Regions from separate parts of the Homo sapiens genome. Here region 1 is linked to region 2. A link is a contact called in ENCODE Hi-C or POLR2A ChIA-PET data. All regions are on one chromosome and are shown on one strand. Each heading gives the region's core, a stretch centred on a gene start or an enhancer-like site at or near the end of the contact. The rest is flanking DNA. Distances are from core to core; before and after follow the strand shown. Region 1 has its middle 150 kb from the start of LINC02133. Region 2 overlaps ABCC12 (ATP binding cassette subfamily C member 12).

Region 1 (4,212 bases), core at 228-2,727, 410 kb after region 2:
TGCCCATGGGAAGCAATGACCCGAGAGACGACTCCCCCAACCAAATCTCTGGAATTCTAAGGACAGCCATCCTGAACTGGGCTCAGGAGCTCCATTAAGGATGCGGAGGGAAGATGCAATGGAGCAGAGGCAGAGGCAACAGAAATAGAAGAAAGTTTCCATTCTTAGAACAGGGGGGCTGTCAGGCAGGGCACGGTGGCTCACGCCTGTAATCCCAGCACTTTGGGAGGCTGAGGTGGGCGGATCACCTGAGCTCAGGTGTTTGGGACCAGCCTGACCAACATGGTGACCCCGTCTCTACTAAAAATACAAAAATTACCCTGGCATGGTGGCGCACGCCTGTAGTCCCAGCTACTTGGGAGGCTGAGGCACGAGAATCACTTGAACCCAGGAGGCAGAGGTGGCAGTGAGCTGAGATCACACCACTGCACTCCAGCCTGGGAGACAGAGCAAGACTCTGTCTCGAAAAAAAGAAAAAAAAAAATGAAGAACGGGCAGACTGACTCTCCCTCCACTGAGGACACCACTTTAGACTTGCTTTTTCTTAGCCATTGTTGTTGTCGACTAAAGACAAAAATTAAGCTTTTAAAGAATTAAAGTTAGTTTTATTCAGAAGTCTTAATGAGGACAATAGGCTGAGACCTAGGGCCCAGAGCAGATGGGTCAGATTGCTCCAAACCAGTTTCAGCCACAGCTTATATGCAAGTGGCGGCGGTTGAGTATGTGCAAAATCACGTCAAAGTTTGGATGTGAGAGTACATCTGGTTCTAGATGACTACCCTTTCAGACGTTATCTTATGTGCAGGCAAAGGCAAAGGTTCAGGTTATTTATCTTTTCAAGGATGTAGTGACTCAGGGAGGATGTGGGTGGCCGCGGGCTCTGTCCTGCCTTGTCCTCAAGGCATTGTTCCAGAGGACTGCATTTCATCACAGTGAGGGGTTCAAGCAGAAATGAGCAAACATGGCTTTTTATGTTTGCTATCTTGTCTCACAATTGTCATTTAAAAAAAGAATACAGAAGTTAAAAAATAAACCAAAAGGAGCTGGTCTAAAAGGTAAGGCAGATTAGTGCAGGGAGTTCAGAGCCCAGATCTGGAATCCTGCAGACCTTGGCTCTAACCCCCGCCCTGCCACTGGCCTGGCACGGGCCTGTTTAACTTCTTAGCTACTCAGCTTTGTCATTTCTCAAACAGAAGCAGCAACAGTCTCTTCCTCACAGAAACGGTGTCAGGGCTAAATGAAATCAATCACAAAAAGCGTTTAGCAAAGATGGAGCCAAAACTCCTGACGGACACTGGGCCAGGTGTCCCAGGGAGTGGGTGGCCGGGCCCCGGGCAGGGTCTGACAGACACTGGGGTTAGTGTCCTGAGCAGTGGGTGGCCAGGCTCCGGGCAGGGTCTCATGTACTCTGGGGCTGGTGTCCCAGGCAGTGGGTGGCCAGGCTATGGGCAGGGTCTGACGGACACTGGGGTGGGTGTCCAGGCAGTTGGCGGCTGGGCTCAGGGCAGGGTCTGACGGACACTGGGGTGGGTGTCCCGGGCAATCGGTGGCCGAGCTCTGGGCAGGGTCCCATGGGATGCATCTGGCTCCCTGGCTTTTCAATTTCTTCCTGGGGCTGCAGCCATCCATTCCTCTGAACTGAAAGCTGAGTCCTAAACCACATTATCTCTTTGTCTCATTTGTGGGTTTCGATGACAGACAGTGAGACAGGCAAGTGAGCAGTCCCCACTCCCTGTTGGGGAACTTTCTCCTGGTTTGAGCCAGATATCAAGTGGGTGGTTACTGAGAAACGAAGCCACTGGGTCCTGGGAGTGGGAGCAGAAAGGAGATGTCAGATTCCGAAGACAGAAGACAACAATAGGACTTGGCAATTGATAAAGAAGGATATTAAGTATTAGTGCAGGTTCTGGGATAATGGGGAGGCCATAGAGAAGAGACCTTAAGTCCAGAATGGAGAATATCTGTATTGGGAGGAAATAGCAAGTTCTACAAAATTTGGATAAGGGGTTTGATGAAAGATAGTAGGACAGATAAGTGCAAGTTTCTGGTGGTTAAATAGCAATACAGGATCCATATCTATTCTTATCTATGTACATGTGTCTATACATCAAGATGTGTGTGTGTAGGAGTTAGCATAGAAGTGAAATTTAAGACAAGGGAATGAGAAGCTCTTCGAAAGACAGACACAAGGGAGTGAAACACTTAAAGGAAAGGGGATGCAGTTACAGAAATGGAAGATGAACTGATAAAAAGGTAGAGGTGGAGGGGAGCATTGCAAAAATCCAGCCCAATTCACTCACTTAAAGGATAAGGAGACTGCGGTTCAAAGAGCATCAGTGATTTGCCGAACAGTCGACCATGTCCAGAAAAAGGGAGATATGGGGCCTGAACCCATATTCTCAGACTCTCAGAGAATTCTCAGACTCTGTCCTTTCCCACTGGAGACCTGGACATGGCTACTTGCAAGTGAAAGTTAATTAATGTTGATCACCAGGATGAAATTGGTGATCATGAAGGTCTAAATTGGCATAAAATAAACTTATGGGTCAAGAAATTGTGAATAGTAAAAATGTGAATACACCTTTTCCTTTCACATAGGTCAATAAACAAACACACACACATAAAAGCAACACAAGAAAGAATTTTTTTTTTTTTTTAGACTCGGTCTGTCGCCCAGGCTGGAGTTCAGTGGCGCAATCTCGGCTCACTGCAAGCTCCGCCTCCCAGGTTCATGCCATTCTCCTGCCTCAGCCTCCCGAGTAGCTGGGACTACAGGCGCCCACCACCATGCCTGTCTAATTTTTGTATTTTTAGTAGAGACGGGGTTTCACCATGTTAGCCAGGATGGTCTCAATCTCCTGACCTCGTGATCCACCAGCCTTGGCCTCCCAAAGTGCTGGGATTACAGGCGTGAGCCACGGCGCCCGGCCAGAAATCTTAAAACTAAACAGAATCTTGTTAATTGAGGGCAGATTAATGATTTCAATGGCTGGAGAATCATTCCGCTATTTTTATTTATTTATTTATTTATTTATTTATTTTGGAAAAGGAAGTTGCAGGAAAAAATCAGATTCAAAGCATCTCCTTTCTGCCTGGATTCATCCTGCTGTTTTCAACCCAGAGTCTTGTAGGAAGTTGTCCAGAAGGGAAACGATCGTGCTGCAAAACTTCTAGGTCATGAGCTGTGCTTTCATAATTTGCAATGTCTCTATCAAAAAACAATTGAATCTGAAGAACCAGAAACACATGTTGCATGAAAGGTTCCAGATTACAGCTCCCACTTTCAGCCTCAGAAAACAAACACTTCTCTAAATGATCCCAACCCTTCTGAACCCATCATCTTTACTGGTGGCTGAGCTGGCATTTGAGCCAAAATTGCCACTTAAACCTGCCCCATTTAGTTCACTGTACTGATTGCATAAGATGGGACCGTTAATTATCTACCTCACATTCTGTTTCTCCTCCACCATGGTAGGGTGGGCACTTGACAGTGGGCGACTGATGTTACCGAGTTTCTTCACTTTCATTTTATGGTGGGATCTCAAAGGGAATGAAATACACTCATGCTGGGAATGTCCGGGCTTATTTAGTAGCTCTTAGTGCTTTCCACAAGATGGAACTGGGGTCTGCTTTTTCTGTCAGATATGCCTCAGGTAATCTTTTAGCAAGAAAGGATTAAGCCAGGTTTCAGAATAAATACACTTCTCTCAGAGCCGCAAGGTTGCCAGCTTCCTCATTTAGGGAAGCTGCTCCCCGTTGCCCCCATTCTGTTTTCCACAAGATACCGTACCTGTCACAGAGGAGCCAAGGCTACTGTAAACGGGGTCACAGGCCGGGTGACAGCGGGTCGCTCCAGCCCTACCCCGGGATTCTCAGCTCTTGGAAAACAGATGAGCCTGTTTCTTCATGAAGCACCTTTGAGGCAGTCATGTCACAAGTTTGAGAATTTTCTAATGTTACTATGTATCATTTAAATTTAAAATTTAAAATGTCTTCTACATCTGTGATGACTTCCTCTTTTGAGCTCTAATTTGGTGACTTGGAATCTGACTGTTGAGTCATTTACTACTTGTGAGACCTTGGGCAAAATGCTTAAACCCCGTGCCTCAGTTTCCTCATATGCAAAATGAGAATAATAGTTCTTACCTTATAAAGTAGAGCTGATATACATAGGGCACTAAGCCCAGCACGTAGTATACTAGGTGTTCAAAG
Region 2 (4,254 bases), core at 1,735-4,234:
TAGGACTCAAAGGGCAGCCAAATACCTGGTGAGGCTGCATCACATCTGCGGTCTCTTTAATGCCCCGGTTCATTGAAGTCCTTTTAGGGGAATTAAATAGATTCAGCTTCATTTCATGAGGCAGGAATTCCAGAGTCACTGACATATGGAATAGCCATTAGCAAAGTCATTGTGTGGCCAGAAAGTCCTTAGAACACAGGAAGTTCACGGAGGCCTCTTGGAGGCAAATGGGAATGCAGCATGGGGGAAGTCAGGTGCTCCACCGGGAGAGTGGCGAGAAGGCAAAGTAGGTGGCACTCAGTGGGACTTAACTGAAATCTGAACTCAGTTGCACTCAGCCAACCAAATTTACATCCATGTGGGCTCCACAAAGGCAGGGAGACCTCTGTGTGGATCACTATTTTATCCCAAGGTGCCTGGGATTCAGCAAAGACCTTGTTTAAGGAATTATTGATGACAGGCAGCGACTCTCATGTGCTGAGAATGGCAGACAGGGGATGGGCGTTTCTGGTCTAGCTTGGGGTGGGAAAAAAGCCATATTTGGCCCCATGTTGGGCATCTTTGCCCTAAGGGATTGCAGGGAGCAGGCCTACATGAGAATGTTCTCAGATGCTCCAAGTGCAGTATTGCAATATCTGCTTGAACATGAGTGGACATGCTTACACGTCAGTCTCCACATGGGCTGTTTGCCTGCAATGATTCTCCCCAGATACCCCATGGCACCCTTCCTCACCTCCTTCACGTCTTACCCAAATGTCACCTGTGGCAGATGTTGTCCCTGCCCATGTGCCCTGGACCTCTAAGTGTTTCCTGGCCATCTTACAACTGCCTTATCTGCATCCGTGCCCAAGGGCTCTGCACACCTCCATAAAGACCTTCACAGACTAGAGAGCAGCCCTCAAACAATGACTGCTGGGGCATCAATACCCCACCTCCTCTGCCATTGGGTGGGACAAAGCTATAGTCAGTTCCCCAGAGTTTCCTGCAGTTTCCCTGCAGGGTTGAGTTCCGTTTGCCTCCTGTGTAGGATATTCTGTTAGGGAGCCAACCCAATAGGCTGCCCTTTATGGGCCACCTTCCCTTTCCTGTATCACTTCTCCTCTTCCCTACTGGAATTTCCTGCACCTTCCAAATGTGAGTGTGACTTTCATTCAAATCCTTGATTCAAGGTCTGTTTCTGGGAAAACTCAAGCTAAGACATCTACCTTTCCAGTAAGGCTTTCCTTGTACCCCCAAGCCTCTAGCCCACTCCCTGTCCCTTCCCTGTCTCTTCCCTGCTTTATTTTTCTCCATGGCAAGCATAGATGTGCCTGCCCCACATTTCATTTGCTTGTCTTGCTTCCTGTCCATCTTCCCCTGACTACAAGGTAAGTTCTATGAGGGTAGACTCAGGCCATTGCCTGTTGTGTTCATTGCTGTTCTTGCTGGTGGTTGGAACAGTGCTTGGCACATAGCAGGCTCTGATAATGATTTGTTGGTTGAATTAATAAATCTGGAGCTGTAGAATGTTAGAATAGTGTAACTTCTCAGTAATTCCAGATTTTTGAAAAGCCCCTAGATGTCCATACTTCAAAAGCTACCCTAGTCCCCCTGGGTTGTACAGCCTTTTGCATCCCATTAGATTTGCTTTTCTGGAGTCTGGGCACAGAATAGCCTTCCTGTTCAAGGCCTGTGTCTCCCAGACCAGCACAAGGCTGTTTCACACCAGTGATCTTACGTGATTTCTAGAAGCCCTGTGGGTGCTTGGCTATGCCACACAAGGGAAAGCACTTAATTAAGACTTACATTCCTGCATCCTCCCAGGCTGTTTATGTGGGCCAGGGTGGTGTGGCTGCAGCTGCCATGCCCCAGAGCCTGCAGTGACCCCTTGTTCTCCGCCTGGCCTGACCAGCATAGTTTGGGAGTGGCACCTTTGGGCCAGACCCTCTAAGAAGTGGGAGAGAGTGACTGTGTCCCATCTCTGTTTCTCTGGCAGGGGAAGATCTTGGGAATATGTGGGAATGTGGGAAGTGGAAAGAGCTCCCTCCTTGCAGCTCTCCTAGGACAGGTAAGCTGTGTGATGAGTGCTGTGAAGATGGAACATTAACATGACAATGAAATGGCTCCCTTCCGGTCAGGCGTGGACCCAGCAGATGGCCTCGGCTGCACTGGACACTGTGCATGTGGTTCACAATAATTTTTGGGAGGTTAATGCACGCAGCAGCTCCAGGCCCCTGGGCCAGATGAGGCTGAGTTTTTCACAAACTCTTGAGTTTGCCAATGAGGAGGTCTATTGAATGGCATTGCCTCCTTGCCTAAAGCTCCATCTTGGTCAAAGGAGAGATGGGTCCTTAAACCCATGGTTATCCCCATGAGTTGGGCTGCCCTGATTTAGAAATGCCAGCAAGGCAGCTTGGTGTGGAAGGACTTTGGAGTCTGGAGCTCATGGTGACTATAGATGTATTTTATGCCTGAACTAAAGCAGCTCATGCCCCCACCTTCTCTGCAAACCTTGGGGTAGGAAGAGGGAGGGGACTTGGGTCATTGTCCCTTCCCTGCTCCTTCTAGTTGGGTGACCCCAGGGAAAATGGCTAAGCCATTTGTAGTTTTCACAAACCTCTATGTTGCCACGGTTTCTAAGTCACATCCCACATGAATGAGAAGCTTTGTGGAAAAAAAATGCTAAGTCCTCTTTCTCCCCACTCTGCTGTTGCTAAAGAGAAGTTTGTGCAGCTGGGATTGCCTCTTTCAGGAAGAGGTCGGGGTACTTCTGAAGAAGTGGGGACTCCAGAATAGGGTGGTGGGGGGATGTGTCTTATGAGTTTTAATATGAGTGACTTCTTTTGGCCTCAGTTGACTCATCTATAGAAAGAATGACAACTCCTTCCCTGCCTGGAGGTGGAGGTGGGGGCTGAATTGGATGAGTTCCTGAGGTCACCCACGCTCTGAGAGTGTGTGCCTCCATGATGAGTCAGCGTGAGCCATAGAGGTGACTCAGCTCAATTCCCCACATAATGATGTGAATACTCTTAATAGCATCCTACTGCATAAGAGATGGCCCAACTGCTCGGATAGCTCCAGTGATGGGAAGCTCATCATGTCACAGCCAGTTCCTTCTTTGGAGAGTTTTGATGTATATTGGAGTGAAATTTGCCTCCTTTTAATTTCTGTCCTTTGGAAATTTTGAGATAACATTAAGTCTATCTCCCATGAGACAGTGGTGGGATCAGGCCCCTGGCTGTGGTCACTGGGGAAGCAGGGGGGCACTCTGGACAGCCTGGGTTCCCCAGCTGTTTCTGCCACATGCTCACTATTTAGCCTTGGGCAGGTAACTTAACCTCTCTGAGCCTCATGAAACCACTTGGTTTCCTTGTCTGTAAAATGGGACTAAGGAGAGTTGTGGTGAGGTTTGAATGAGATCATGTAAGCAATAGTTGGCTATAGGATAATTTGCAAGGCCAGTCATGGTGAAAAACATTGAACATACATTTAATTCAGTTCACGGAATATACCCTACACATTAAAAATACTACAATTATTATTGTTATTATCATGGTCTCTTCTCCAAATTGAATTCTCTGTCCATTGCACAACTCCTGAGGTGAAGTGGCATCACATCCTTCGGCCGCCTTGGTGACTCTCCTTCTTTGCCCCTGGACCCACTGCCACTGCCCCGTGAGCATCAGCCCTGAGCACTGTGGCCTGCCCCACATGTACCCTCTGTTGATAACTTTGAACGTTGCATCCCCGCTGTCTACCATTGTCTATTGGATGCCCACGATGAGGGGTCATCTTAAATGAACATATGTACTCAGGGTCACAAACTGGAGCCCATGCATAGTTTTAATTGATTGCTGAATGCTTTAAAAGTCCAAAGATGTCATATAAAACTGGATCTTTGACTCCTCTGGACAAATTAGAAAATCCTGCTCCATCAGGCCTGCATCCTTGCATGGCACCAAAGATGCAACTGAGTCAAGGCTGCTTCCTGAAGATGGGGTGTGCCAAGGCCAACACCCACAGCCGTGCAGGTGGTGCCCTGCTCCCAGGGCCTGGCTGAGCAGGGTTGGATCCAGCCAGTGCACCTGGAGGAAGGGGAGCCTCTTGTGAAGAGTCTGTTCAGAGAACATCCTGTTGTAGTTGGGCCCAGGTGCCATGTGCACTGGGAGCAGCCCTGCAGTCCAAGCTCTCCCATTTGTAGCAGAGCTTACCACTGCCTCTTTTCAAGCATTCCCTGCCTGGCCCTGTGCAGGTGTTTGACTCTGAGATTCTGCA

Evidence for each region. A loop is a pair of places that touch in the nucleus more often than their neighbours do. ChIA-PET counts read pairs that join two places held with the same protein, here RNA polymerase II (POLR2A). Pooled maps may share reads with other maps.
Region 1: a pooled map shows a loop between it and region 2 (11-fold over the local background). The contact joins two enhancer-like sites. A Hi-C loop is called at or near these places in 4 of 50 pooled maps. POLR2A ChIA-PET finds 5 or more read pairs at or near these places in 2 of 52 experiments (BJ and H1).

The regions. Positions count from the first base shown.
Region 1 is chr16:47,709,969-47,714,180 of GRCh38, reverse strand. No RefSeq gene overlaps it. Among named protein-coding and RNA genes, the nearest start is that of LINC02133, 150 kb to the left of the region's middle. Within about 2 kb of position 1,477, at least 3 of the 41 ENCODE cell types and tissues checked have a DNase peak (open chromatin) inside an H3K27ac peak, as active enhancers do.
Region 2 is chr16:48,122,006-48,126,259 of GRCh38, reverse strand. ABCC12 (ATP binding cassette subfamily C member 12) reads left to right here. Exons shown (of 31, transcript NM_001393797.1): 12 at 1,976-2,047. Among named protein-coding and RNA genes, the nearest start is that of ABCC12, 32 kb to the left of the region's middle. RefSeq lists enhancers at 2,754-2,873, 2,080-3,279. Within about 2 kb of position 2,984, at least 4 of the 41 ENCODE cell types and tissues checked have a DNase peak (open chromatin) inside an H3K27ac peak, as active enhancers do.